Linked DNA regions of Homo sapiens: region 1 is linked to region 2. A link is a loop called in an ENCODE intact Hi-C map of the cell type or tissue named here. Cell type or tissue: PC-3. All regions are shown on one strand. Links, peaks and the distances in the headings refer to the core of each region. The heading gives the core; the rest is flanking DNA.

Region 1 (15,873 bases), core at 4,378-9,377, 49 kb after region 2:
AAATTATGTCACAATAATGGAAACAGAAGTGAACTATAAGCTGAACTTAATAACATGATCTGAGATCGCTTCTCCCCCTCTACCCCTGCCTTCAAGGTTGTTCTCCTGCCTTAGCACTACTTTTTCTTTGTTTCTCAATTTACTCCTTATCCCAGTAGGTCAAGGTGAAAACAGATTTGCATCTATAGTACAGAAACATGTGAATCTTCTGTGGCCTCCTGTATGTTACTAAAAATGTCTCGTGTTATTATGGACTCTGTCCTGTGGGCCAGACTTTGCTCCCAGAAAGAAGCAAGAACTATTTGCATATCTCCCAGATCATTCATTCTCCAGGCCTGTGGGCATCCACATCAAAGCCTTATAGGATCACCCCCAATTGTCTCCTTCCTCTAGCTCCAAGGTGTTTTTGAAGATCAGAGCCATAAGTATGATTACTGCTTGAGGGTCTCTGCATTTCTGAGGAGTCTCCCATAGGCTGAAGGCCCAGAAAGTAACTCAGAAAGGGGTTGAAAGATAGATACCTTTTGGATTGAGAAATTGTTTTACTTCATCACAAAATAAAGTACTTACAGTTTGGGGTTTAAATACTGGGACTTGTATTGTACCTCCTCTAAATCATCCCAGAAAATGAAGCAGAGAACAATGTTCAATGTAGAACTGCCCATGGTGCCAGATGATTTTGAGTCACATACAGAGCCAGGTACAGCTCTCAAATGTTATGTCTACTTGTGTGACAGGCAGCCAGTTTCCTAAGAGGGGGTTGGGGGCAGGAAAAATTCAGTGCCTTCATTGTGGGCTGCTTCTTGTTGAATTTTGCTCCACAGGTTAGAAGACAGGTCCCAGTCTTCCTAATGAGGCATTGAAAGTCTAGGTGGAATAGATGCTTGCTGGAGCCTGTGGATATTATAAAAGAAAGAGCTCACTGCCTTAATGTGGTCAGGAGAGGCAGGAGTGAGAGCCAGTGTGAAGGTGTGGGAGTTGGAAGGAACTTGGAACTCAACTTCTTTTGGCCCCTCAACTTGAGATTCACAAAGAAAAAAAGCAATGTCTCCTCGCTGAAAGGTAAGAGTTTAAAATTTATCTGAACTCGGAATATTATAGTTTGTTTTGGCTCCAGTGGCATGTTTCCATAATGTATTTAAATCACAAATCCCTGCTCTGAGGCAAAGTCAAAACACCTGGTCTTAGTCCTGAGGTGAGGCCCTCAGAGCTGGAATAGTGCTTTGCCCTGTACAGGGGCCATTATCCGATTTATATACAATGCAGAAGATTGTCTAGAACCTAGAGAAGCACTAACTACAGTCTTATCCTTTTCCTCCTTAGCAAAATGGAAGCTCCTCCTTGCACAGTGCAGCCCCTTCCTCACTGTAGGTTATTCCAAGTGAGAAGAGTAAACATGACTTCTAAATGCCATCTAACGATATATGCATATCTAAAGGAGACAAGGATGACTGAATGCATCTTCATGTGTAGGAAGTGAAGTGTCTGTTGACATTAAGTACTTCTTCATGAGTGAGAGGAGGCCCATGATGGAGATGACACCAGTACCTCCTTCTAGCACTCTGAATTCCCAATGTTTACTACTGCTGTCTCTGAAACTGCAGCATCCTCACCAGGACCACACAGGGAACAAAGGCAAGACACCTGAAATCCCTTTAGCCATATTCACAACACTTACTTCATAGATAAGATGATGTTTGAAATATGAGAAGGATTTTTTTTTTAAAAGAGCACTCTATTCTCTTGGTATCCTAGTATGAGTGCCTGAAAGTGCACATTGGCTAGAAGGTTTCATGTGAGCATCAGCCCCAGGGTCCAGAAGACACTCTTGGCAAGCCTGGAGAGTGAGTATGTTGAACAGGCAATGGAAGCATCCATGAAAGGCAGGCAACTGCGCACGACTTTCCAACAGATGGCTGGTCAGTTGCACAGAGGGAAGGAGCCATGGATTCCATGATAATGACACTTGTGCCAGCTTTTGTGTTTCCAGAAGTTTTGAAGATATAAGGGAACCACCACATGTAGAGTATGTGAAGTCTTACAGAGACGAGGTCCTAAGGTATTTATTTTGACAAATCACGTTGCAAGTAATGTGAAAGCAGTTTGAAGAAAAAATGTCCCCATCTAATGCTGCATTATGGCATGCATTTCTTTAGCCTAAATCTGTCAGTGACATGAAAATACATGTTTTGCTGGACACATAATAGGTTGAACACATAATAGGTTCTAACATGGATCTGCATAAAGAAGAAAGAAGAAAGGCTATAAAGGTAGAAGAATAAATGTATAAATATTACAACAGGACACTGAGCTGAGTGGCTCTTTACCATAGACCTTGCTCATAGTTCTCACTACAGGCTTGCTCTGAGCCAACTTCCAAGTTCTCTCCTTCTCCTTCCAAACTTCCCTGTATGTCATCTTGCTCCTGGGCCACCTGACTGATGTTTAATGCCTGGATATTTGCTTTCACCTCTGCATGACCAAGCCTTGGCCAAGTCACTGTTGACTCAGTTGCAACATCTGTCCCCTGCTGAGGGCTGTTGTAGCTTTCATAGCTCACAGTCCAGCTTGAATCTAACCTTTTCTGTGGTCATTCAGAGTAGCAAGAAGCATTGTGTTTTGGATTTACTGCAGAACTCACACACTTAACTGTACACAGTCAGTTTTTATAGCTATCACTGCATCCAGATTGGACAGTGACCTTGGCTGAGACATCCTTTACCTCTGTTTCAGATTAATTTAGGCGGCATATAAAATCTCTGTGCACTGCCAGGGGAAAGTAAAGACTTCATGAAGAAATGGAGAAGAGCCGAATAGTTGACCATTGTTGCTGTATAAATCTTGGATCCAGGGCTAAAAGGTGGCAGTATAAATGCAGATGGTGCTGCTGCCATATTTTCCTGGCACACCTTTAAGCAGCACATTTCAAGCCTTCAGGGTTGGAATGGCATTTCCAAATATAGACTCAAAAAATCCTCAGATGTTTGATTCTAGAATAGAGCTGGGAATTCTGTCCTGCAAATGCCTTCTGCAGCATGGGAGCAAACCCACTCTTCTGTGTCTGTTGCTTCAAACTCTCTATTTTCTGGAAACTGGAGAAAGATGTGGGTCTACATTTTGAAATATATGCCTTGAACAAGAATTATGCACCTATAGAAAACTTGTCATACATTGAATAAACTCTCAGTTTACAGAAATCTATGGAAATATCAAAATAAAACATCAGAAGGAGCAGTAACTATAGAGGTTATTAACTAAGGGGATAACCTGAAAAATAAAGTTATATTTGCTAAAAACTGTATTTGATTAGTTTGGACTTCTTTTTTCCTATCCCTTTCCTGTTTTATATTTATATTTTATTTCTTCTAAAATTAAGTGATCTTTCACTATCTAATTAATATTGTAGAAAATGTCCAAGTCTAGACATTAGGACGGCTTTTGTTATTTAAGTCACATGCAAGAAGCAGCATGGTTTTGTGGAGAGAGCTCTACCTTTGGAGTCCAGCTCTACCTTCGGTGCTAACCCCAGGCATCTTTGTCCCGATCATAGTACCCCTCTGGGCCTCTCCTTATATTTGTAAAATGAGGGGGGCTCTCTGCAGTATCCTTCTGGCTATAAAATCTATCAGCTCTCATTGCTGAAGGTTTCTTCTGTTCAGAGTTTCTAGGTTTCTCGTAAACTGAGGAGCCAGAGGTCAGGAGGAATGGAAACTTGTTATTCCTTTTGTAACATTGTTCAGAGTTTTAAATGAAAACACAAGTAATTAATTTGTCATCACTGCTTGAACATATTATACTTTACTGAATTATAAAATATAATCTTTAGAAAAACAAATTTGTTATGAGAAATAAATGTTGCTGCTTGTCTAAAATTTTTTAGGGCCCTTCAAATTATTGCCTACAGTACCACTTATTAGCCCTGGCTGTGCATTAGCATCTCTTAGAAAGCTTTTCAATATGCCAGTGTCTGCCCTCCCACCCTCAGATGTTTTTATCTAATTTGTCTGTTGTGGGGCCTGGGTACCAATATTTTTAAGAGACAAGATTGAGAACAAATTACGTTCAATTACCAAGGCTGATGTATGCATGGTTCCCATGCATGGCTTGTACCTATCCACCTCCATAGCAACCACATGTGGTCCCCTCCAACATGTCGTCATGTTTCACACATGTCATTTCACACTGCTCCTTCTTTGCGTCTTCTGTTGTAGCCTGGAATGCCATGCCCTAAGAGGCTTAGACTTTCTCGAGCCCCTCCCTACAGTATAGATTTCTTTATTAGCATAGCTCCTGTACTTTGTAATGGCCTGCCTTGCACTCATTCTTCCTGTATTGTAAATATTTTATCCACCATTGTATATATTTATATTCATACATTGGATCATGTCTCTTGGGCTTAATGCCCACCCCTTCCAAGTGCTTTCGCACTGTACCTACCTCGGCCTGTAAGGCCTCACATGATCTCTTTCTCATGTGCTCTCCCTGAACCATGGCCTCTTTCTCAAACCTCTCTTCCTACCACTTCCTGCTTGTTCACTTCACTTCAGCCTTACAAGCCTCCTGACCCTCAAACATACCATGCTTGTCCTCATCTCAGGGCCTTTGCACAAGTGGCTCCTCTGCCTGGGGTGTCTTCTTCCCCCGCTCATCCTCCCATCTGCCTGCTCCCCAGCATTCAGGCCCTCCCTCAAATGCCATCTCCTCAAAGTGGCCTTTCTTAACCACCCTAGCTAGAGTAGCCTGTCCCCCACTCTACCATCCCAGCGTCACACCCCATCCCACTACTTCTATGTTCTTTGTGGGACTTGTATTATCTCAAGTAATATTGTTGTTTTGTACACATGATTTTTGTAAGCCTCCCATTACTGGAATGTAAGTTTTATGAAGATAGCGACTTTGTTTAGTGGGGGCTTAACAAATATTGAACAGATGAAGGTTGTCTCCCCTATGAGATAGTGCAGTGCCTAGTGTAGTGACTGGAAAGATGGTGTTCATTAAGTGCTTCATGAGTGATGTTTCATAGATGTTTCTCCTTCAGAAGCAGGACCACCAGATAGCTCAAATAATACTCATAAAAATTATTTTTTTCACATTTTCTTAATTTCCAGCTTTAAAAAGCAGAGAAAGTAAATATGTTTTTTCTTTTTATAAGAAAATTATATTATGTCTCTCCCTAACTTAAAAATCTTTATTTCCAGGACCCACACCTATGGGGACTCCCTCTCTCCAGGAGTCCGTTCAGCATATAACAAAGGGAAAGGGATTCCTCTGGAAATCAGTTTTGCCTAGAAGCCCCAAATTTAAACTGACACCGCTGCTCTGAGCCAATGTGAGAGGAAACAGATGTTTTTTTGAACATCTAAATTTGGAGGGCCCGGCGTGGTGGCTCATACCTGTAATCCCAGCACTTTGGGAGGCTGAGGCAGGTGGGTCACTGGAGGCCAGGAGTTTGAGACCAGCCTAGCCAACATGGTAAAACCCCGTCTCTACTTAAAAGAAAAAATACAAAATTAGCCAGTCCTGGTGGTATGTGCCTGTAATCCCAGCTACTTGTGAGACTGAGACAGGAGAATCATTTGAATCTGGGAGGCAGAGGTTGCAGTGAGCCACGATCACACCACTGCACTCCAGCCTGGGCAACAGAGCAAGACTCCATCTCAAAATAATAATAATAATGATATTATAATAATAAATTTGGGGACTTTCCAAATAGGTGACTGGACAGGTAAAGATGGAGTGGGGGTGGACCAAGAGTAAACCCTGTGTCCTTGCAGGGCTCTGCCTGAGCGACTGGGCCCAGGGCTCCCTTAGATCCCTGCACTTTACTGCTGACCTGTGGCTCCTATGAAATTGGCTCCTGTTAAGCAGGAGACTCTGGTTGCTAGTCATGGTGGTGACAGTTCTAATTCCTTCTCCCTAGCTTCGCTCTTACCCTGGGATACCTAGAGGTAGAGAATAATTCAGAAAGTTGTCAGAAACACTGGGAGCAATGTTTACTTGTATGGAAGAGCACTGGACTCCCTAGAGAACACAGGATCTGTAAGGTATGACCCGAGGAGAAAGATACAGCAAACCTGTTTTCCCATCTGTGAAATAAAGGGGTTGAGCTAGATGGTTTTTAGTGGCTTCTCTGTTTCTAATCTGCTCAGTCTGTAAGAGTTTGTAAGCATTTTGTTATTGAAGTGATCAACATTCAAACTGTAGGCAAAAGGTGTTTTTATCACGTAATTCTTTCAGCACAGATAACAGGTATTCTCTGTATAAAATTGCATGACTCTCTTTGTGGACACTATCAAATTGAGGTAGTAAATTACCATTGCAGCAAAGTCTGGTTGGGATGCCATAGAGTGTGTTCTCCCATAGAGTAGCCAATAGTCACATGTAGCTGTTAACATTAAAATTAGTTAAAATAAAATTAAAAATTCAATTTCTCAGTCATATTAGCTACATTTCAAGTGATCAAAATGCACACATCTTCTCTTTCCAGTACAGTTCTCAATTGGACAGAGCAGATATGTGCATTTCCATCATCACAGGAAGTTCTACTGCACAGCACTGGTTTGGAGTGCACCCCTGCCCTCAGATGAGAGTTGTATAGTTAGGGAGCTGCTAAGGACCCACCCATCTCTAAGGCTGAGTGATTCTGTGACTTTGTGTTGGGAAGATCATATTCCTGCTCTTTCTTTGCTGAAAAGGTTTTTGGTTTCCAAAAGTACTGAGGTTGGTGGAGAGGTACAAAACAACTGCAGGGAGTTCCTGTCTGCCTGAGGAGATCATCATTCACCTCAAGAATTACAGTGAGAATAAGAGAAGATGAAATGATACTGAAAAGCCGTTTAAAAAGTTGAAGAGTTATGCGTATAAAGCAAGATGATTGTTAAGTGAATGCATTAGATATAAAGGCCACTTGCTCCTGGACCCTCCTTGACTTCCATCCCTCTAAGCCAATCAAAATGAAGTTGGAAGTGATGGGGTTTGGTTGCCATTGGCAACTGATTGTCTACTTTGTCCAAGCTCTGGCAACCTGGGTTAGATAAACTATGAGAAAGTTCTCATAGAGCAAGCAATATTGGCTTCTGCTGGTTTGAGTCATGTTTACCTTGGCTTTAAGGGAGTCCCCAGAATGCTGGTGAGAGTCATTGGGAGGGCCTGGATCAGTGGCTCAGCCAAGTTAAACTAGGGGAATCTCCCTGGGGAGAGGCTCAGTGATACCACTTTCTTTCCCAAATGAAGCTCATAGAAGAGGTGACTCTACCCTCTCTGCTTATCTCTTGGTCAACTTTCCGTCTGCTTCCTCTCATGTCTTTGCATCATAGTTTTAACTCCTGTTAAATTATGTTAAATATTGTAGAAAAGGCACCAAATGTGGTAACTACAGCCACATGCCTCAGGTTTGGATTAGATCTCAATCGGCCTCTCAAGGAAGAGGACACTGGGAGTGATTTGGAAGGCATCTCCATGTGTCTTCATTGTCAACACTACCTCCAAGCACATGGCACTATTCTGGGAGCTATAGGAACCAGTGACAAAGGCACATGATTAGACAAACACCCAAACACAGGCAAGTATATTTAGAGTATATACTAAGAGAGCACAACTCTAAGTGTTGACTCTTGAGTGGAAAGACATGGGATTTGAGTCACAGGACCTTGATCTAAATCCTGTTTATTGACTGTGTTATCTGGGGCTCTGTGAGCCTCTGTTCACTCATGTAAACTGGAAATAATAATGCCTTACCTTCAGGGATGTTCTAGGAATGAATGATGAACACATAGTGGTGGAAGGCTTTGCACATTGAGGCACATAAATGATTTCCTTTCCCTTTCTGAGGGGTCAGTGCTGTGATTTGGAGGGGAATGGTGGAGTGACTATGGAGAGTCCATGCTTAAAGAATGGAAACCACTGCATTTTACTAAGCTTGTTGGCTCTCTGTGGTTTGATAATAGGGTAGGGATGGGGTGGATTTGGCTTACTGGGTCAGGGAGGATCTCCCTACAGGGTAAGGGCTCACAGGAATGGAACTGCCTATCTCTCTTTAATCCTGAGCCAGTGGTTGATGTTTTGGTAGCTTTGGCTTCTCTTCAGCTGTGGGCTCTAGCTGCATAGGGCTTGATACTTGTGGGTAATTTGCAACTACTGGTGCAGTGGAATCCCGGGGATTGACAGAGGGGCAGTGTGTGTAGTTTAGGGGGAGGGAAGGAGGATCCCCTGTCTCCCTGGCGCCTCATGTCCAGTGAAATGTTGTGCCAATCAATGGCATTGATTGGTCTCTGATGGAGATGTAGTTCTATTAGTTCAATTTCCTGTTTCACTATAGAATGTGACTGTATGTGTTTGTGAGAGAGACACAGGGAAGGAGTTATTATCAACAGTGGGCAATAGGGGAGTAGTCAGGGGAAGAGAGAGGGGACAGTTCTCTCTGGGACTCTCAGTTGTCCTGAACGTGGGAGTAGTGACTTGCTGGAGTAGAACTATGGAAATTAGGGTAACAGGGTATTTTTCCACGAAGGAAACTAGAGAAGGAAGTAAGATCAGTCCGAGTGTAGGATCAGTGTTCTGAATACAAGAGGCAGATGCCCATTGTTGGATATGAGAATCTAAGGTGGAGAAGAGGGCTGGCTTGGTTGAAACTCAACCAAGAGCATTTCAGAGTTCTTTCCTCAGAAAATACCGTGGTAAAGCTTTAGTTAGCTATAGATGTACTTGGGACGTGTGGTAAAAAAAGAAAAACAAATAAGACGGGGACCCAGTCCATCACTCTGATTCCTTACAACCACATCAAGGCTTCAAGATGTGGCTTTACCCCAAGGAACCTTTAGCGCCTTCCTGGCATCTCACAAACTTTTCTCTGAAGGAATCTCTCTTCTCTGAGTGTGATGAAGGGTGTTGAACCATTGGGAAGGAACTTTACAACATCCACTGTGTGCCAGGTATAGTACTGGTCACTTTATGTCATCTTAGTTTTCATAACAACTGCATGATCTATGCATGCAAAATCCCAGTTTTACTTATTAAGAAACTGAGGCTCAGAGATGTGAAGTGTCTTATCCAGCGTCACATGGCTGGTGAATAAGTGGCAGTATTGGGATTAGAACCCCAGACCTGAATTTAGATCATTTAGAGCCCCTAAATGTCAGGTTAAGGAGTTTGGAATTCTTTTAAAAGGCAACAGAGAGTTGTTGGCTGTGACCAACAGGTTGATATATGAGAGAAGACGTTTTCCTCTTGAGTACACACAGAGAAGTTGTAGATCAATAAAAGCAAGCTCTAAACCTCTCTCACATTTATGGGCCCTTGGGCTTGATTCTTCTTTATGCAATCAAGACTTCTTAGTGCTGTCTGGCTCCAGACTTGGGGTTTTTTGAAGCCTGCAGAGTCTCAGGGCACAAACAACATGAGCTGCTTGCCTAAGACATACTTTATAAACTCCTTCCACTTCCACATTCTTTTTTTTTTTTTTTTTTTTTTTTTTTTTTTTTTTTTTTGAGACATGGTCTCGCTTTGTCACCCAGGCTGGAGTGTCGTTCAAAAGATTCTCATGCCTCAGCCTCCCAAGTAGCTGGGATTATAAGTGTGTGCCACCATGCCCAGCTAATTTCTTGTATTTTTTTAGTAGAGACAGGGTTTCATTATGTTAGCCAGGCTGGTCTTGAACTCCTGGCCTCAAGTGATCTGCCTGCCTTGACCTCACAAAGTGTTGGGATTACAGGCATGAGCAACCTCACCTGGCCCATTTCTACATTCTTTATGCTACCCCTGTTCTCAGAAGTGATGGAGTAATGCTATGTAAGGATTTGGGAAATTAGGCTCCAAGGTTTAGTGGATTGAAACAACTATTTGCTTACTGGCTTAGCTACTTGGGTTGGCATCAGCTGGGCAGTTTTTCTGCTGGTCTTACCTGGAGTCACTCATGTAGCTGCAGTCATTTGGCAGCTTGACTGGGGCTGGATGGTCTAAGATGGCTTTACTGACAAGTCTGGCAATTGGTGCTGGTTGTCAGCTGAATAACTCTCTCTGTTCATCTTTTTGTGATATCTTATCCACTAGAAGACCAGACTGAGTTTCTTTACGTGATGGCAGAAGTGTTGAAAGAGAACGAGAGCGGAAGCTGCAACACCTCTTGAAGTTGAGGCCTAGAAGTCACACAGCATCTCTTCTGCTCTACTGGATTGGTCAAAGCAAGTCATGGGCTAGTTCAGACTGAGGGGGTAGCAAAATAGACCCTACCTCTTGGTGGGAAAAAAGGCAGTCACATTGTAAAGGAGTGGGCACATAAGGATAGAAGGACTTGATTTGGCTATCTTATAAACAACCTACCACAGAAGGACTTCTGTTTTTCTGATCCTCCCTTAAGTTTGAACTACATGTTCCCTGAGGAATTCCTGCCTGTGGAGATCAAATTAGAATTTGGATTCTCAGCAGGTGGTTTAATAACTGCAAGCAGTTGCCTTCAGAGTCCCTGAATAAAATCATCCTCCTGGGGTCCTGGGAAAGGCTTTGATGGGTATCTTAAGCTCTCTCTCCGCAGATCTTGAACTACTTCCATAGGTTATTGGATATTTGGTGAGAAAGGCATCTTGGAGGAATGGAAATGCAGGGGTTTGGGAGGTGGACAGACCTGGATTCAGCCAGTTCAGTCTTAGTTCTGACTGGCTACATGGCTTTGGGTAGGTTACTTGACTTCTTTGAATCTTATTTTCCTTATCCATAAAATAAGTGTATTCATTTTGCATGATTGAGTTGAGGAGTCATTCATTCAACAATGGGTGATAATAACTAAAATCAATTCCAAGAGTAGCATGAGCTCAAGGCCTCTCATTCAGACTCCTGAATCAGCCCATCTCACCCCTACCCCATTCCCCTTCGCCTTACCTTGGCTTGCTGGCCAAATAGGCCGTGAGTTCCTAAGGTCTTCCTGTCTTACTCTGTCATGATTGTTGTGAGCAGGGCTTATCCCAGTAGGATAAATGTACAAGGAGGAAGAGGGAGAGAGTTTAAGAAAACCAGCCAGAAAGTCTGCTCCAGATAACAAGAAATTCTGCCAAAGTACTGGATGGAATAGCCAGAAATGATGCACAGAGAATCTAGTCACTGTTTAGGACATGGGTGTAAGATTTGGATACACAAGGCCAGGCCCTGAGCCTTCTAGCTCTGAAGTCTTGGGCAAGGCTTTGAACCTACTAAGCCTAGCTTTTCTTATCTGTACCCTAGCAATCAGAATTTTGTATTGCAAGTTCGTTGAGAATAGGAGAAGAAAATTTGCCAGGGGCGCCCCTGGAACATAGAGAGTTCCTGGGCCTGTGTAGGTGCACAGTAAAGGGTGGCTTTGTGATTATTCTCAACCCTCTCAATGCTGTGCTCCCTGTGTGTTGTGGCTCTGCTGTCCACAGGAAGTAATGGGGTAAGACCATTCCAGGCTTTTAATGACCCATCTCCTGGGACTCAATGGCTGTATTTTTTAAAAGTTGTGCTTTATGTAGATTTTTATAAATTGGGTCCTATTTCCTCATTGACCAATCTGACTATTAATCTCAGTGAAAGAGTTCATTGGAAAACAGATATAATAGGAATGAACAGAGCTGCTGCAATCAGCCTGCATCATCATTCTAGCCAGGAAATTAGGCTTCAGGAGATTAAATAATAACTGGCCTAAGGTCACACAACTAGTTAGTGAAAGAGCCAAGGAACCAGAATGTCTGGTTCAGATTGGTGATTGGGGGGTGGGGATGGTGGGAAGAAAAATTCACAGCAAGTAGACTAGAAGGAAGTAAATTAAAAATATGGTTAATATATGGAGAATGGGGTGGAATTGAGACATTAGGTCATTTTCTTTTCTATGCTGATTTTTCAAAATTTGATGAACATGTATTGCTTTTATAATGGTTAAAATAAGTTTGATAAAGAAAAAATAAAAAGAGAAAGCTTGGGAGAACAGAGCCTATGTAGTGGCCTATGGCTAGATTATGGACCTGGGTGTTCCAGACTGGATGTAGTGAACAAAGGACAGACAGAATTGGGAATAAACACTAACTCTTTCTTAGGCCTTGCAGAAGTGATGCTGAGGTTAATCTGAAGTTACTTGGGAGATAGAGGAGAGGGGAATGTAGAGAGTCAACAAATCATTGTATTGAAGTTTCCTCTACTTTGTTTGTCTTTTGCCTTGGCCTGCTGGCCTAGTGATAATTGGGAGAAGGGGGAGTGAGAGGAAAGGGACCAAGGTTTCCTGTGCTTTTTTTAATTATTATTTTTGAGACAGAGTCTCGCTCTGTCACCAGGCTGGGGTGCAATGGCGTGATCTTGGCTCACTGCAACCTCTGACTCCCTGGTTCAAGCGATTCTTCTGCCTCAGCCTCCCGAGTAGCTGGGATTACAGGCATGTGCCACCACGCCTGGTTAATTTTTGTATTTTTAGTAGAGATGGGGTTTCACCATGTTGGCCGGGATGGTCTCGAGCTCCTGACCTCGTGATCCGCCCACCTCGGCCTCCCTAACTGCTGGGATTACAGGCATGAGCCACCGTCCCTGTGCTTTTGAATGGCCATGTGTCAGGGCTACCTAGAAAGATCAGGGCAAGGCCTCAGAAATCCCCATCAGGATAGACTGGGATGAGATTCACTCCAGGAGCTTTGGAAGAAAATATATAAAACTTGTTATTGTTACCATGACATACAAAATGCCCCACTATTTATCATTATCAAAAAATTCCTGGTACTTCCATGGGCTTTCTGCAGCAGAGAGGTGGGTACTTTTAAAAGTATAGCATTTGGGCCAGGCATGGTAGCTCATGCCTGTAATCCCAGCACTTTGGGAGGCTGAGGTGGATGGATCACTTGAGGTTGGGAGTTTAAGACCAGCCTGGTCAACATGGCAAAATCCCATCTCTATTAAAAATACAAAAAATGCCTGGCCCTGGTGGTGTGTGCCTGTAGTCCAAGCTACTTGGGAGGCTGAGGCAGGAGAATCTCTTGAACCCGGGAGGCAGAGGTTGCAGTGAGCCAAGATCATGTCACTGCACTCCAGCCTGGGCGACAGAGCAAGACTCTGTCTTAAAAAAAGGAAAAAAAGTATAGCATTTTATACACAAGGCTCACTAGCTTGTCAGTTGCTGCCAATCTGCCCTCAGGTTTGGGCCTTTCTACTAGAAACTCCCAAGCCAAGCTCCCTTCTTCGAGCACCTGGGCCACTCCTCCATCCCCAGGATGTTAGGCCATTTGGCAAGGTGCCCAGAAGTCCTTAATCGCATCTGTCTCCCAGGAGGAGGGCATAAGTGCAGGATTCCCCTCAGGCCCCCATGCATGTGGCCTGGAGCTGAGCCTCTGCCAACTCCTCTCCCCCTACAGAGCAGGACTGTCCAGGCCCCTTGTCAATGGAGCATATCCAGAGAAGGAGAGCTTTCCCAGAGGAAGGAAAGCTGTGTCTGTCAGAGCTCTTTCTCTCTTGATTTCAGCTCTTATAATCCTTGGCAGGAGAAGATGTTTGAGGATAGCTCGGTTTCCGTAAGCTAGTCACCATCTTCAGAATTGAGAAAACAGTAGCAGAATTTAAGTCCTAGTGGGGCTTTCTTTAATGCCTGGTCAGTCCATGTGAGGACTTTGTGTTGTCCTTCCAAAGGGGCAGCTGGCAGGACCAGTGTCCCATATCCCTGGGCCAGCTTGACTTCTATTGTCATAAAAAATTAATGTGGAGGATGAGGTGATTTGTAGGGCCCTGCAGCTGGCAGGCACAGCCCAGCCCACGTGTGCATCCAGGAGAGGCTTTGGTTCTGTACTTGCCACGTGCCCTGTGTTATGTATGGTGAGGCACATGGAATATCAACAGACCAAGTTCTCTGCACTCAAGATGCGGAAGGAATATTAGGAATGGGAGACGCATGCCTGGAGGTACCAGGCACCTAGCGCTGTGTGCACTGCCTAGGGCCCAGGCCTGCTCTCCAGGATGCGGAGATGCGCGCTGCCGAGGGTCCAGGCCTGCTCTCCAGGATGCGGAGATGTGCGCTGCGAAGTGTCCAGGCCTACTCTCCAGGATGCGGAGATGCGCGCTGCCGAGGGTCCAGGCCTGCTCTCCAGGATGCGGAGGTGCGTGCTGCCGAGTGTCCAGGCCTGATCTCCAGGATGGGGAAATGTGTACAGCCAAGTGTCCAGGCCTGTTCTCCAGGATGCGGAGATGTGCGCTGCCGAGGGTCCAGGCCTGCTCTCCAGGATGTGGAGGTGCGCGCTGCCGAGTGTCCAGGCCTGATCTCCAGGATGGGGAAATGTGTACAGCCAAGTGTCCAGGTCTGTTCTCCAGGATGTGGAGATGTGCGCTGCCCAGGGTCCAGGCCTGCTCTCCAGGATGTGGAAGTGTGTACAGCCAAGTGTCCAGGCCTGTTCTCCAGGCCCAGCACAGACGTGGTTGCCTTGCTCAAATCTTTTAGATTTCAGCCTCTATTCTCTAGCTGTCCTCTCTTTTAGATTTCAGCCTCTATTCTCTAGCTGTCCTCTCTGAGACTCTATGTGAATATCTTCTTTAACATGTCTAAAATTAAACTCAGCCTCTCCTTCAAGATACATTGCCCCTCTTTCTCAAGACCTAAAATTTTGAGTTTTTTCATGATTTTCTCTCTTCTGGGGCTCTTTCATCTTAGGTTTTAGACCCAGTAGCCCCCCTTTATAACCTCTTGTCTGCATCTCTTCCTTTCCACCCATCCCTGCCTTTTTACCTTTTGTGTAGGTGCCTGCAAAGCCCCCTGACCAGCCTCTCTGGTCTGGCATTACTCTTTTTTAGCTTCCCCAGATCAATCTTCCTAAAACAGCAAGTCTTTTCAGTTGTTTTTTACCTCCTAGAACAGTGACTTGGCCTGGATTATGTTAGGATCACCTGGAGAAGATGGAACGGGATGACTGGAGTTCCCAGGGAACCCACCCTGAGGAAGCCCCGCAGTAGTAGTTGTTGAAGTGATCATTTTCAGGCTCAGTAATATCCACGCAGATTACCCACATGGTGATACGTTTTTGGTGTCTTGTAAAATCCTGGATTGGCTTCTCTCTGCCACCCAACTGTGGCCATGGTCTCAGTCCTCACCGTTGACTGGTGTGTACTCAGGGATTTTGACACTTTGGGATATCAATTGGAACCAAATACTGTGAAGAGGATAAAGCAGCTGCTCGTGCCAAAAGTCAGGGTATGCACTGTCAAGCCGAAGTTGGCTGACCCAAACTGTGGAGGGAGACAAGCAGGAGAAGCTAGGAGTCCCGGCTCCAACTCAAGCTTAACCATCAACTGTATCACCTTGTGTTTAAGTCATTTTTCCAGTCTGATCTCAGTTTCTTTTGATGCAAAGCAAGGTTCAGTTAGGTGCTCTGCTTGTCTGGTTTGTTCATAGCACTGCTATCTCCTGTTTTCAAGGAAATTTGGGAGATGTATTTTCTAACTGTAGATTAGTTCTCTCCTTGCTTCATGTTAAATAGGCATCCTTAGGTCTTGGCTAAAAGGAATTACAGACTGTTGGTGTTGGGAGGGAACTTGGAGATTACCTCTTACCTGATGGGTATCCACACTATTCGCAATGCAAAGGAGACAGCAGATTGATTTCCTGTCAGACTCCCAGGGCAGAGAGGCCCATTGGGTCCCAAGGGCTCAAAGCACTTAGCAAGGATCACCTGACCTTTCCTGAGAAGAGGCACACTAAGAAGACTAAGAGAGAGAGGGCAGTCTATCTCTTCTTAGAGGTGGACAGGATGCCTGGTGGGCATCACTGCCTGGGGCAAGTATGGTAATGGGGTTTCTTTATTCTCTGTCCCTTCCTTTTCACAGGGCCTGGGAGTCTGAGGACTCAGCTCTGTGCAGGATGGAGAACTCTGCGTGTGTTGTCTCTAAGAACAGGCCTGCCATTTC
Region 2 (15,873 bases), core at 4,235-9,234:
TGTCCCCAACTGCACCACTGGAGTATCTAATGAGCAGAGGTCCAATTCCTGAACACTAGCCTTCCACAGGTTTGGGGTCCATCTTTCCACCTTCTGTTTTCCATATCCTATATCTATGGCTTGATCTCATCTTAGAAGTCCCCCTTCCTAGTTTGTCATTTGCCACAGGTTGCTAGCTCTTGAAAGTCCCTCAAAGAAGATACCCAAAGGAAGTGTGCCAAGCAGGTTGAAAGTAGGCATGGGGTGATATTTTTGGTCACGAGCAGCTGAGTACAGCTGGGTTTTGGGGGAGGGTGGGGACAAGTAGGGTAAAAGTGAATTGAAAGTGTATCTACATGTACTTGTAGATATACTTTCATGTACTACATAACTGCATGTCTCCTTTGATTACCTCCATGCCGTTTCATTCTTCAATCCCACCAGTTAAAGCTGTTGATTTATGTACCAGACTCCTTTAAAAAAACCAAAGGAAAAATAGTTAATAAATTCGGATGTGTCAAGCCCAGTGACGAGGTTTGTTTAGCTGATTGGCTTGCTTTTCAGGCAGTATGCTGAGTAGTTAAGTGGGAGGAGGCTTTGAAATAAAAACAGCCTGGTTTAGCTCATAGCTCTACCACTTACTATTGTGTGACACTGGGCATGTCACAGCCTCTCTAGGCCTTGGTTTCCTCATCTGTAAGATGCCAATAATATCCTATGTTTACCTTATAGTGTTATTGTAAGGATTAGGTGATGTTACGCATGTTAAAGGCTCAATAAGTGTTAGTTATTAATTCTTAACCTGTATTGCCTAAAATCTAACTTTTGGATGAGAAGGGGATGGTGGAGTGGTTATAAGGTGCTCTGGGGACTGAAGGCTTAGGAAGGCAGGTTTTGAAAGGGTACGGAGATAGAATATGCATGTGAGGATCTGGGCTTTGAAAGAGGATAATCAAAAGTTGAATTGGAAGAGAGTCGATGACTAACTTCCATTTCTCTTGAAGTGTGGCCCAAGGCCCTGGGGGAAACTTCAGCTTCAGGCTGTACCTGTGTACCTGCTTGTGACTGGGATATGTTTCCTGCAGGAGTGAAGCCATTGGTAGTTTCTTTTAAGGCCCCGCCTCCTCACCTGGAGACTACTGGCCAGGTGGCTGAGCTGGGCTGCCTCAGAGGGGGCAGGTGCCCTGCTATCTCCTGCTGGCTCAGCCTGCGAGGCTCAAGGTACATCCTGCCTCACTGGAGTTCCTTCTCCTAAGATTAAGAGCTTGAGTGGCCCAGCCCAGAATAATAAATACATGAACTGGCAGGCATTAGAAGGCGTCAGCATCGATAAATCATCATATTCTGGGCAGTATCTTCAGAAACCCGTTCTTATCAACCACTTAAGGAGAGAAGGATCCAAGGGCCATGGTGAATATCTGTCTCAACCCAGAAAGGAAGGAGCTGAGGCAACAGGGTCTTTGGTAGTGCTGGAAGGGTAGAGAGTAGGCCCTGGGTGGAAATATTTTTAAAAGGAGAAAGGTAAGAGAAAGGGTTAAAAGGCAGCCTTTTGTCACCACCTCAGGCAGCTGGATGAGGGACCAGGCTTGAGGGAGCAGGTTGGAAGAACAGTTATGTAGAGGTAGAAGTGTAACTTCAGTCTTCAAAGTGGCCATTATCGGCATTTGGATATGTTCTGGCCATTTCATCAGAGAGGCAAGCACCCCTTGGTACCTGTTTGTATGATGGATTTGGATGGGAGGAAGAGAGAAATGGGATTTGGGGATACCATGAGCTCTTTTTCCCAGGGGTTCTTCTTTAGCCAATGCCGTGGGCTCACATCTGAGCCCTGAGGAGAGGAACCCTGTGCAAAAGTTGAAGGAGCTGTCTGCTGTTTTCATGAGGGCTCTGTGTGACATATGGGGACAGATGATGCTGATCTTGTGAACACAGTGGGGAAGATGGACTTAGCTTCCATCAAGGCTTGATCCTGGCATAGTGAAGACTTCGGGAACTCAGGCTACTTGGCACTTGGAATATTGGGGATTTGAGAACCCTGGAGCAAGCACTCTGGATCCGACACTGGTGTCCTCACAGAGGGCACCCCAGGCATCCTCCAGCAACAGCGGGCAGCCAGAGCAGCAGAGGAAGGACATGGCAGGTACGGCTGACAATGCTTTGTGAGCAGGAATGAGCATGGGGAGATATGAGTGGGGCTCCTGGACATAGTGAGATGAAACTTTTCAGGGGCTGAGGTGCAACATGAGGAAGAAGATCAGGCCAAAGCCAGTGGAATTTGGATTGCCTCTGTTAATGGGATGTCTTGTCTGGTGAAGGCTAGGAAACTCAAGTCACAGAAGAAACTTCCCGTCAGTGAGGTAGTATTCCCCAATTTAACAAATATGTATTGAATGCCTACCCTGTGCAGGCACTATTATGAGTGTGAACAAGAGAGGCAGAATCTTTGTCTTCATGAGAATGACAGTGAAGGGAAGACATTACCCAGTTAGAAAGTGCCATGGGAGCAGAGAAAATGAGGAGGAGAATTTCAGCTGTGGATTTGATCTTGAAAGGGCCTTAAAGGATGGGTAAAAGTTGGGCTTGTGGAGATAGAGGAGGCCTAGAGAAGAAGGGAGAATTTGGGAAATAGTCTTTATGTGGTGGATGTGTGTTTATACACATTGTGAATGTGTATGAAGGAGATTAGGAATATTGAGAGAGAAAGCTGGAAAGGTTGGTTGGGTGGGCTTTCGGTCCCATGCTAGGATTTTATTCAGTAGTCTATGGGCAGCCATTGGGATATTTTGAGCAAGAAAAGTAACTTGATCAATCATTTCCTGCCTTTGGCTGAGGTCACTTAGCAGCACTGGTGTTAGGCAGGGCTGCAGGCCATGATTGTTTCGATATGTTCTCTTCCTGGCCTTCTCACGGGAGCAGTCGTAATTTTATTTTTACCCACTTCTCTGTTTTGGGCGTCCGTCAGATTAGCAGCTAGCTCTATGCCTCCAGTTGGAAGAGAGCTTCTGTTCAAAGTGCTGTATGGGTGGAGTCTTTCTGCCACTGTCCGAGCCCTGCTGCCCTTCCTGGGTGTTGACCTTGGCTGTAGAGGGTGTGTCCCTTGATTTAAAGCTATTTGTTCCCCCTTCTTTTTCAGCTTCACCCTGGTACTTCTGAATGACCAGGGTTCCTGCAGGGAGGTCGAGCAACGGCAGCTTGTGGTTTGGGTGTTAGCTAGGGGCAGCAACTAATAAATGAATGGTCAGTTGTCTTGGGAATGTAGGTCTTTGCTTCAACTAGATTTACTTTCATTTTATCATAAATACCAGAAGCTTCATGAATTTAAATTGGTTTCCTGAAACAGACCCTGGTTCCAGGAACATTTCTCACTGTGGGAGACAGGATTGTCAACAAAAATGGGGATGCATTTTTAAAGATAAGATCTATTTATCAGTGTATGGTCCACAAAGAATCAAATTTGGTGACTTAAAACTTCTGTACTCAAATGAAGGGTATGGTGCATATTTATCTTACAGTGACAGTGATGTTTTAGAATATCCGTATGGTACTGCTGGCTTAGTTGGCCTGGATGTTATATTCATGAGGCCAAGGCTGCAGCCCAGCTCTCTTCCCTCTGGTGGCCAGATATCTTCTCTTTGGTCATGGCTAGAGACTACATCTTCTGTTCCAGCTGGTAGTCTTTTAGTAGCATTTTATTAGTCATGCAAGGGCCAGCAAAAATAGCATAGACAGATAGTAAAAATCTAGTCCTTGTACTGGAAAAAGAACTTGGAGAATGTGGCCTGTTGATAATGGTTGTATTATCACTAAGTAATTTTTTTTATATTGATTAAGTACTTCCTATGTGCCAGGAACTGTCCTAAGTGCTTATCTCAACCTTCAAAATAGTATAGATCCTATCTTACAGATCAGGAAACTGAGGCTGAAATAAGTTAAGTGACTTGACAAAGTCATTCAGCCTGGATAATGGTATGCATAATTAGGTTCTAATCTAGCTTTTCTTATCTTAAGTCTTGTATCCTTTCCTCTCTTCTGTCCAGAAATGATGATGAGAATATAGTAGTTCCCCCTTATCTGAGGGGGATACGTTCCAAGATCCCCAGTGGATGCCTGAAACCACAGATAGTACTGAATCCTAAATATACTATGTTTTTTCCCTGTATGTTCATACCTACAATAAACTGTAATTTATAAATTAGGAACAGTAAGAGATTAACAGCAATAACTAATAATAAATAGGACAATTATAACAATATAATGGAAGTTATGTGACTGTGGTATCACTCTTTCTCAAAATATCTTATTATATTGCATCACAGGTAACTGAAACTGTGGAAAATAAAACCACGCATAAGGAGAGACTACTGTACCTATACTGTAGATTCCTGGAGGCAGAGTCAGATGTTGGACTGTTCAGTAACATCTTGGAATCTCCTTTGTCCACCAAAGTGTCTTTGACTGTGACCTTAGGCCTCTTGCTTTGAAGCAGAGTTACTCTATCCTATTTGGAGTCCAAATTAACATCTGCTCACCACCAAGTGGATCCCTGGAGATCTTTCTTGCTGTATCCTCCAGCCCCTAGCCCCTTTTGAATTGGGGAAGTGGCAGATGGAAGATCAAGTGGCAGATGGAAGGTCAGATTTCAGACCTTGCAGGCTTCCTTCTGATCTGCATCAGCTCAGAGGGAGAGAAGGGGGGACTGGCTGGTGTGTGGTCAAGTGTATTTTGTTGACCTGCTGCCCTGAGCTAGGGGTCTATACTAGGAATTTCTTTTATGGAAAAGAAAAACAGTGTTTTTTTTTTTTCCCTTGAACATTCTGGGGGTGGGGAGAATCAGCAAATTATTTTATATTTAAATAACTAAACATTTATTAAGGGTCATCTCTGGAGAAGACAGAATTGGTGTGATTTGAAGGATGCTACAAAAGTGCCTCCTGCTCAGAACCTCTCTGACCCTTGTAGTGCTTTGACACCTTAAACAGTTCATTCATTCCTTTTGGCTAATATCACTCAGCTGATCCTTTTATAGGTGCTAAAATAATGCACTCTTGTGTTAATTTAAGATTCTTCCGGAAGAAGTAGAGGAACATTAAGGCAGTGTGTGTGTCGGGGGAGTGGGGTGGGTGGTGTTTAGAGTGAATGGATGACTCAGACTTGGTGAGAGATATTCTGGGATGGCTTCCTGGAGGAGAGAATTACTTAACATGATGTGGTGGCCAAGAAGGCTGTTGGCACCGTTCTTTCAGAAGCTTCAGATTGAGGCATTCACCAAGTTACTGAACATTAGTTTTTAGTTTCTAAGATAATGGAATTAGCTGTAGTAGTACAAGGTACAAAGCCATTATTAACTTATAAGCCTTTATAATTACTTTTCAGAAGCCCTTTTTGCTTTAGCATTGTAAATCTTTCTCACAGTGCCAGGGATTTAAAAATTTTAGAAATGACATTTAATTAATGTTGAACGTAAAATCTCTTTGGGTTTTAAGCTGTCTTGGGAATCTACTCATTCCCTCCTCCCAGATCCATCTTGCCTCCTCTTAGGGATCATCCAGGAAACCTCCCTGAGGGCTGGCATGGAGGTAGGCAGAGGAGAGTGCCTTCCCTCAGGGTGACTGTCAGACTTTCCAGCCCCCAGAAACATTCCGTGGAGATGAAGGAGACACTTCCATCTGTGCCTGGGCCATATTTCAGGGAGACTACGTGGTGGGACTCGCAGCTGGGGGACAGGACAGAGGGACTACAGATGGCAGATGGCTCTGGCTGCCACTTGGAGGGGGCTGTTCTTGGGGCCGATGGGGGTGTGTGGCTTAGACTATACTCCCTGTGAAGTAAACAGGGAATGCTTTTCTTAGGATCTAGGGAAGTTTTAGCAACTTAGTTAGGATTATGCCATCTCTGTGGGAGAGAGGGTTTCTGCAGGAGACTGCAAAGATATACATGTGAACATTTAAAAAGTACAACTTTCCAGCCCCCAGAAGCATTCCGTGGAGTTGCAGGAGACACTTCCATGCATCCACAGAAGCCCTCTGTCCCTCACGTGGGCTCTGGAGATTCCTAAGACTTCTGTGCATCTCTCTATGTGAGTCATGGGACATGTTCCCTTAGGCCACATGTAAATGCCAGGCAGTGAGGCCTAAATAGTCATTGCACTCTAAAAAAAGTAAACATATTTAATTTCTCATATTTTTATAACGATGTCTTACTTGAACATTTATTATATACCAGATTTGTTCCAAACACTGGAAATCCGTCTTCTCATTTAATTGTCACAACTCTGGCAGGTAGTTGTCATTCTTTACAGTTTATAAAGCATGTCCACCATCTATCTCACTTGAGTCTTTCAGCAGTATATGTATCCCCATTTTACAAGTAGGACGTGGCCAGATAAGTGACTGTCATAAGACTGTATGTCCATGGAGTAGTGACATTGAACTCAGAGCTCTTTGTTCCAATTCCGGTCTCCTTTTCATCATACTGTAATGAGAGCCCAGCTTTCTTCCTTCTCTCAACCCCCACCTTGTTTTACAGAGAGTGTCTCTGGGATTCTGTGGCTGGGAGAGGTGGGAGAGGTAGCTGAGCAGGTAAGCCTTTTACGAATGTGTGTAGATTTGAGACCTGCAAGGCGAGAGGCAACAGGGAGTGGAAGCTGACTGACAGGGCCCTGGGGGATGTGTCAGAGACAGTGCAACTGTTGCACAGATGTGGTGCAGGCTCCTCATTAAGAGGGAGCTGGAAAGGAAAAACTCCCACTTCAGAGAAGAATTAGACTGTTCCCAATGTCTTCACATCTGTGAGGGGACTGATGGTACAAAGACTCACTGATAAATGGACAGAAGTTTTCAGACCCAAGAAGATATTAAAATAAATATTTAATTTGCAACAAATTATGCTGTGAATCATTAAGACAAACATAAATCTCATGAGTAAGATTTCTGTTATTTCTCTGAATCTCAATGAAATATTTATTGAGGAAAATGAAGTCAGCTCATTGCTTTGCATGACTAAATGCCATTGCTGGCTTCCAAGAGCAGCTTCCTCAGGATCTGTCTCAGATCGCAAGGATGGGGGAGGAGGCAGGACTACTTCCAGGCTGTCCCAACATGAGCAGGGATCAGATCATTCAGATCGGGTAGGACTGAAGCATGGTCTAGCATTGTGTCTGGAATAGAAAATGTTGTCTAATTTTTTGTTATTTAAGGTTGATTTTGAAGGTCCTGGGGCACTTTCTAATTTGAGGAGTAGGGAGGATGGCTTCAGGGTAAGTTCTCTGAATTTTCAGATGGCAAACCCTGAGACAGCTTTCAAGTGTGTCTAGAACTTAGAATGCTCTGATTCAGGTTAATGCCTTTGGGGGTGATACACGGATGTCCTGATGCCATTCCTGGGCTGCTGCTTGGGTATGCTTTACCAATGCTAATGGTGTGCTCACACCTTGGGGATTGGGAGAACAACATCAATCCATCTAATCTCACCTAAGGTAGTAGAGGATATTGACCCATCTCCCCACAGAGGTCAGCCCCAGTTCACTGACTTTCTTAGTTGTGGCTTATCAGAGCAAAACTGGCTATTCTAGGAGATGGATTTCAAGAGGCTGAAACAAAAGACAGCAGTGTGGGTACATGGGGTGATGAGGATACCCAGGCCTTCCTGGACTGGTTTGGGCTGTAGCCGTTCCCCCGACAGGGCAGGTGGCTCTGACTCCTGAGTTCATGGTCCTTTGGCAGGCAGATCCAGTGTGGGTCACATGATGGATGTTTCTATGGGTGGTCTTGCTGTCCAAAGTCAGCCTTGCTGCTCTAATTCCATTCTGGTTTTCTTCTTGCAATCCACAGGTGGTTTAGGTAAATCCCCACAGATGAAATATGACTTTATTCCTCTCTCAAAAACACAGTGCTTTGGTCAGAGAGAAAGCTTAGCGAGCATGTTGAGGGGACTGTCACTTAGAACTGACCATCTTGTTTTCCTTTGCCTTAGACTTCCCATTTTCTAAATCTAGAGTGCGATTAATGGTATAAATGTAGAATAGGAACTCCCATTTCTAGCAGAATTACTGAATTTAACTAAGTATGTACTGAGAATGAGCCATGTGCCTAGAACTGTGCTGATGGTCTAGAAGATACAGAAATGTGAACAGAAGAATCCCTACTTTTCAAGAAACTTACAATCCAGATAGGAATACTAAAAATATATATATATATATATATATATATATATATATTTTCACATAATTAGCTAACTATTCATTCAATGTGTATTTATGCAGCACCTTCTCTTAGCAGAATATAAAAGAATTCAGAAATGCTCCTGTAATCCCAGCACTTTGGGAGGCCAAGGCAGGTGGATCACTTGAGGTCAGGAGTTTGAGACCAGCCTGGCCAACATGGTGAAACCCCATCTGTACTAAAAAAAATACAAAAATTAGCTGGGCGTGGTGGTGCACCCTGTAATCCCAGCTGCTTGGGAAGCTGAGGCATGAGAATTGCTTGAACCCGAGAGGCAGATGTTGCAGTGAGCCAAGATCATGCCACTGCAGTCCAGCCTGGGCAACAGAGTGAGACTCCATCTCAAAAAAAAAAAAAAAAAAAAAGAAATCAGAAATGGCTACTTAAAAAGACATGTTAATAATTATTTTGTAAAATGAAGAGTAATGTGAGTTCCAGGAGATGCTATCTGTGAAAGATGCAGGAGTATAAACAGTACTTCTATTAGTAGACTAGAGAATGTAGCCACCAGATAGAGGTTTTGATTGTTTATATTTTCTATCTCCAGAATCTAGCACAATGTCTGGTATACAGTAGGTGCTCAATAAAGAAATATTGAATGAATAAATTTTTCTAGGCTGGAGTAATCAGAGAAAAGCTACCTCATGGAAGAAGTCAAGCTTGAGTTAGATATTTAAAACATGACAGAAATTGGGTGGCAGTGGAGAGGGCATTTTAAGTTTTTCAGAGGATATCATTGCCATGTCTACAGTACTGTGTTATTTATTTCTCTCTCATATTTGTAAAATATTGCACAAGTCACCCATGAGCACTCAGCTATTTCTTATCTCCTTTATCAGACCATTAGGGAAGGGTTGACTCTGGGGCCCATGGCACCTGGTTGTATGATAAAATGCAAGAAGTGGTGATTTATTTCTACTTGAAGAAACAATTTTACAGTTTGGGGATGCTTTTGCAGCCCTGTTCAAAGAGGCTGTGGATTGGAATTCTCCATAAGGCCATTAATTATTGAATTTGCTTTACTGTAAAACAAAGGAGCTGCTTATAGGTGTCAGCTGTTGAAGGTGCAGAGTGACTTAGTAGCAGTATAAGTGCTCCTCCTAATCACAGGCAGACCTGTTAGCAGACACTCAGAAAAAAGGACAGGATACTGTCAGCACATTGCTTCAGGGAAGATGGGCAATTAGTGGCTTCAGATGTCACATAGCATTCTTCTCCTTTTGGTCTCCCAGGTGCTCTCTGTTGGGCAATCAGAGATTTTAGTTATGACTCTAGAAACAAGTCCCAGTGAGAGAATTTTGGGCTTTGCACTTGCCAAATGGTGAGATGAGTGGTGCCAGAGAGTTTGGCTGCGGTGGTTGTGATGGAAATTCTGCAGGTGGTGGTGCTAAAGAGAAAGAGAAAAAATTCCTGGCTGTCATGGAAGATAGTTGCTTTCTGGGCAGTGGAGCTGGATATACCAGTGCAGTCTGCAGTGCTGGTGGAGGCTCAATTCCACTCTGCTGCTGTGATTGTGTCCTTCAGCACACTCTGAGGTCCTGATCTGCTCTCCTGTCTTATATGTAGGGGTGCACAAAGCCAGACTGCAGGAGCCTTCTTGGTGGGCATTTTTATAATGATATGCATGAAAGCTTGACTTCTGAGTGTATAGGCATTCCTCACTTTATTGCACTTTACTTTATTGCACTTCACAGATATTGCATGTTTTGCAAATTGAAGTTTTGTAGCAACCCTGCATTGAGCAAGTCTATCAACACTGTTTATCCAATAGCATGTGCTCACTTCGTGTCTCTATGTCACATTTTGGTAATTTTCACAATATTTCAAACTGTTTCATTATTATTATATCTATTATGGTTATCTGTGATCAGGGATCTTTGATGTTACTATTATGATTGGGGGCACCACAAACCATGCCCATATAAAACTGCAAACTTAATAATTGTGTGTGTTCTAACTGCTCCACCTACCAGCTGTTTTCTCATCTCTCCCTCTCTTCTCAGGCCTCTTTATTCCCTGAGACGCAATAATATTGAAATTAGGCCAATTGATAATCCTACAGTGGCCTCTAAGTGTTCAAGTGAAAGGAAGAGTCATACATCCCTCATGGTAAATCAAAAGCTAGAAATGATGAAGCTTAGTGAGGAAGGCATGTTAAAGGCTAAGATAGCAGCCGGGCACAGTGGCTCATGCCTGTAATCCCAGCACTTTGGGAGGCCGAGGTGAGTGGATCACAAGATCAGGAGTTTGAGACCAGCCTGACCAACATGATGAAACCCAGTCTCTACAAAAAGCACAAAAATTAGCCAGGCGTGGTGGCACGTGCCTGTAATCCCAGGTACTCAAGGGCTGAGGCAGGAGAATCGCTTGAACATGGGAGGCGGAGGTTGCAGTGAGCCGAGATTGCGCCACTGCACTCCAGCCTGGACAACAAAGCAAGACTCCATCTCAAAAAAAAAAAGGCAAGATAGGCAGAAAGCCTTGTGTTAGACTGTTAGCCAAGTTGTGAATGCAAAGGAAAAATTCTTGACGGAAATTAAAGGTGCTATTTCAGTGAACACACACATGATAAGAAGGGGAAACAACTTTATTGCTGATATAAAGTTCTAGCGATCTGGATAGAAGATCAAGTCAGCAACAACATTCCTTTAAACCAAAGCCTAATCCACAGCAAAGCACTAATTCTCTTCAATTCTATGAAAGGTGAGAGAGGGGAGGAAGCTGCAGAAGAAAAGTTTGAAGCTAGCAGAGGTTGGTTCATGAGACTGAGGGAAAGAAGCAGTCTTTACAACATAAAAATGCAAGATGAAGCAGCAAGTGCTGATGTAAAAACTGAAGCAAGTTATCTAGAGGATAATTGATGTAGAAGTCTACACCAAACAACAGATTTTCAATGTAGATGAAATAGCCTTCTATTGGAAGAAGCTAGAGAAGAGAAGTCACTGTCTGGCTTGAAAGGACAGCTTGACTCCCTTGTTAGGAGCTAATGTAGCTGGTGACTTTAAGTTGAACCCAATGCTCATTTACCATTCCCCCAAATCCCGAATCCAAGAAAGCCTGGATGACAGTACATCTGTTTACAGCATGGCTTACTGAATATTTTAAGCCCACTGATGAGACCCACTGCTCAGAAAAAGAGATCCCTTTCAAAATATTACTTGCTCATTGACAATACACCTGGTCACCCCAGAGCTCTGATGGAGATGTACAAGGAGATAAATGTTGCTTTCATGCCTGCTAACACAACATCCTTTCTGTAGTTTATGGATCAAGGACTGATTTTGACTTTCAAGTCTTATTATTTAAGAAGTACATTTCATAAGACTATTGCTGCCATAGATAGTGATTCCTCTGATACATCTAGGTAAAGTAAATTGAAAACCTGAGAAGGATTCATCATTGTAGATGCCTTAAGAACATTTGTGGTTCGTGGGAGGAGGTCAAAATATCAACATTAATGGGAGTTTGGAAGAAGTTGATTCCAGCCCTCATGGATGACTTTAAAGGGTTCAAGGCTTCAGTGGCAGAAGTAACCACAGATGTGGAAGACATAGCAAGAAAACTAGAATTAGAAGTAGAGCTTGAAGATGTGACTGAATTATTGCAATCTCATGATGAAAATTGAATGGATGAGGAGCTGCTTCCTATGATGAGCAAAGAAAGTGGTTTCTTGAGATAGAATTGACTTCTGGTGAAGATGCTGTGAACATTGTTGAAATGACAAAAGATTTCTGTAAACTTAGTTGATAAAGCAGCAGCTGGTTTTGAGAGGATTCACTCCAGTTTTGAAAGAATTTCTACTGTGGGAAAAATGCTATCACACTGCATCACATGCTGTAGAGAAATCTTTAATGAAAGGAAGAGTCAATCAATGTGGCAAATATCATTGTTGTCTTATTTTAATAAATTGCCACAGGCACTCCCACCTTCAGCAACCACTATCCTGATTTCTGGCAGCCATCCACATTGAGGCAAGACCCTCCACCGGTAAAAAGATAATGAATTGCTGAAGATTCAGATGACTGTTAGCATTTTTTAGCAGTGAAATATTTTTAATTAAAATATGTACATTGTTTTTTAGACATGCTATTGCACACTTAATAGACTACAACATAGTGTGAACATAACTTTATATGTACTCGGAAAACAAAAAATTCATGTGACTCACTTTATTGTGGTGGTCTGGAACCAAACCCTCAATACCTCTGAGGTATACCTGTATATGGTAATGCGTGGGAGAGGGTTTGCGTTTAACGTTGTAGGGACAAGGCATTCAGTGCATTTAAACCAAATCTTGCTGAGCCTACAGAGTGGGGTACAACCCTAGTTCAGAACCTGGAGTATAAGGAAGAGACATGGCCTCTGTACCAGCAACAGAAATAGGATGATTTACAATTTACAAAAGGGTTTCACATGGGTTATCTCATTTGGAATCCACAATAGCCTTCTGAATCAGTAAAGCAAGGATTATCATTGCCCTTTTACAGATGAGGAAACTGAATCTCAAAAAGGTGAAGAGATTTGCCCATGGCTTCCTAGCAACAAGCCTTGAATCTAGGACCTTGGATTACAAGTTTCCTGCTCTGTTCTTTCATGTTAGTTTCTAATCATGAGAACAGACAACTACACATGAAATGACTCAAAGATACTGATTATCATGATGACAGGAGAGTTTGAAGGGAAGGAGGAAGCCCAAGGTCAGAGATGGTGTAGTGAATGAGCAAGCCTCCATGAGCTGGTGACCTTGAGCTGTCACACAGATGAGAGGAAGCTGTGATGTGGTGGGTGGAGGGCTCTGGTGCCGTGCCTGGCAGTGCAGGCAGTCACTGTCTTCCAGGCCCACTCTTCCTTATTCCTGGACATTTGAGGGAGTCTAAGGGAGGTCCAGAGGAAACACAAACACCTCATTTTAACTTACAGTATAATCCCCCTTCCTAGAAATGCTTTCAACACAGTGGCCCACAAAAAGTAAAATGACTTGGAGTCAATTTCTTCTACTCCTTGCCTTTGATTCCCCTGTGAGTGGCAGGGAAATACTTAGGAGGAGTAAAGAGGTGTTGTTAAGAGCCTGGATGATTCAGAGTTAGGCCATCAGATGCTCTGCTTAATTAGGAGTGGGCTGTCCTGATTAGGTGTTTCTGCTTTGAGCAGGAGTGGTTCCATGAGTTAGAGGCTGCGTCTTGGTTTGCGTCCTGACTCTGAGGCAGGTTTGGAGGAAAAGGAGGTGACTCTACCACCTCATACCCCCAAATCTCGACAGCTTACCTACTAACATTCTCTTCTGACTCTAGGTTGCCTTTTAGGAACATCTGTTTTGCCTTCATCGTTTGCCTTGAAATACAAAATGTTGAATAGGAGAGAATCATGGTTTTGTGAATGTCTGGCCAAGAATTGGGAGAGATTTCCTTGCTTTTACCAGTCCTCAACTTAATGATTCTGTTTTTTTTTCTCTATTAAAAAAAAATTAATCATGAGTGAAATTTTCCAAACTTGAAAAGATATATATCAATCAGAAGGATTTTTCAGTAGGATTCCTTTATTTTTTTCCTCAATATTATGTTAAGAAATACCTGTAACCCAATATTACCTCAACTGTTTTCTCAGCGACTGTTGGTCAGATTTCTTTCTTTCAATCATTGAAATTTTTGCAAAGTCTGAGCAAATATTTGAGGCTTCTTCCTGCTCCCCACCACTCCTGCATCTTGAGAGGTGGAAAACGGAGGTTTGTGTGTGGTCTCAGGACATCCCCTGGCCACTCTTCTCCTTTGGGGTGATTTGCCTCCATGTTTTAAATCCAAGATGGTGGACATAGATGACATCCAATTATAACTTCTTTCTGATTTGGGGCACAAGGCCAGATTCTCCTAAGAGAATTTACACAGTCACAAGTTTGGAAGAATTTCTCATGATGTAATCAAGATGTAAAAGCTATTTCCTTGCTATAACTCATGTACAGTTTCTTGTGAAAATGAAATGGTCCAAGCTCTGCTGTACCATGCTCTCCAAGTGACAGTTTCATCTACTCCATATGTTCACAGATGAGGGAATCATTGTCACATGGCAAATGGCCAAGAAAGCCCCTAGCCCACTTCTGTAGCTTGTCCAAGAGTGCCTGGCACATTCCACCCCTCAATTATTCCCATCAATTGTGAACAGATGGGCACAATACTCTAAGTCATAGTAAAGTGACTTGTATCTGGCCATTATCCAAGTGAAATGAAAGAAGGTGCTGTTGTCTATCTGGCTCAACTACAATATGGGATTCATAAAATAATGACCCCTGGTTCGATAATGACAGGAGCCCCAAGCTGCCAGGATGGGTACTTTTGTGGCAAGGCAGCTCAGAGATCACCCTTCATAAATTTCAAATTGGTTGCAGATTTGTGGGTGAGACTTGCCTTGTTATTGTCTTCCTTTAATTTGCGACTCTATTGCTTCTCCATATTGCCTCAACCTGTCAAATATCTGATAAGATTTTCCCATTTAAATTTGATTCAGGTTAGGATTACCTACCAGTTTAGGAAGGCTCCAATTTATTCTAAATAGATGTTTCTGAGAATAATATCTCTGGACCTTAAAGTGTCCCTGAGACCAATTATACTGTCAGAGTGATTATTTTCTAATCCTCCTCCCCTTACTGAGGTTTCTGGACCCTACACTCCAATATGTACCTGTGTTTCTAAACTAGACTAATTTACCATTCTCTGTTACCCCCTTCTCAATCTGACCCCAAACTTCCCTCTTTCAGGAAGTCTGCTTTGCTTGATATTACCCACTTTTGACCACAGAGTTTTAGATTAGTAGAAACTTAGTTATGAATGAGATCTTAGAGTCCATTTAGTCTAACTTTCCACTTGAGGCAGAAATTGCCTCTAGATGATCTCTGAGTGATGGTGATTCTTATCTTCAGTGACAAAGTGCTCATGATTCCATGAGACAGCTAATTTTATTGTTGGTCAGATCTAATTGTTAGTAAATTATTTTATGTAATTGAAATCTGACTTTGTCTAATTTAGGCTTGTTGACCTTAGTTCAACCCTCTAGAGTAATGCAAAGCTATACAATTTCATTTCTACTTGAAGTCCTTCAGCTAATTGAGACAGCAGTTATTACTATCACACAGTCTTTTTGCCAGTGTGTTATACTTTTTGGTTGATCCATGTCTCCTTATTTTTTTTCTTTCTCTTATGCTTCATTTACTTTTTTATGCTTATTCCACAGTTTTAGAGGTGAAATCTCTTCATTATTTTGTGTCCCTTAAGAATTTATGTCCTTGACATGTAGAATATGTTTTAAGTTACTCAGTTTTTGCCTTTCTTCAATCATGTATTCCCTCAATATTTATTAAGTACTTTTATTTGTGGCAGGTGTATGGTAGGTGCTAGCAATGACTAAGGCCAACTCCCCACCCTCAAGAAGCACTTACTGATGTGTCACACTAACTTTTCTCAAGTTATTAATTATTACTATAGTCACATTTATCAGTGGAATAAGATCAGTTTATGAACAAAGAAAACCAGAAGACTGGGATATTGAGACATTGATGCTTTCAACCAGTGTTATGCTTGTTTGTCTGGTGGCCATTCCTCACCCCTCTCTCCACTTGCTACTTTTTGTATATTAAAAGATATTTGGACCTGAAAAAGATGGATTTTCCGTAGAGACTATTGAGATA

Evidence for each region. Peaks named below come from ENCODE experiments on the same cell type or tissue, not always from the same donor. Only the 100,000 strongest peaks of a DNase experiment are listed, where the experiment ranks them.
Region 1: it touches region 2 in a loop (11-fold over the local background); 1 of 110 quality-filtered maps calls a loop at or near these places.

The regions. Positions count from the first base shown.
Region 1 is chr3:124,161,386-124,177,258 of GRCh38, forward strand. The region is part of intron 1 of KALRN (kalirin RhoGEF kinase); the gene reads left to right. LOC105374077 (a long non-coding RNA gene) reads left to right here and starts at 5,623. Exons shown (of 2, transcript XR_924424.4): 1 at 5,623-7,129; 2 at 10,048-10,327. In PC-3, for the core only: no CTCF peak of the experiment used is centred there; no DNase peak of the experiment used is centred there.
Region 2 is chr3:124,112,552-124,128,424 of GRCh38, forward strand. All of the region lies in intron 1 of KALRN (kalirin RhoGEF kinase), which reads left to right. Among named protein-coding and RNA genes, the nearest start is that of MIR5002, 12 kb to the right of the region's middle. In PC-3, for the core only: no CTCF peak of the experiment used is centred there; DNase peaks (open chromatin) are centred at 5,160, 6,060, 6,620 and 7,010; H3K4me3 peaks cover 1,143 bases; H3K27ac peaks cover 2,618 bases.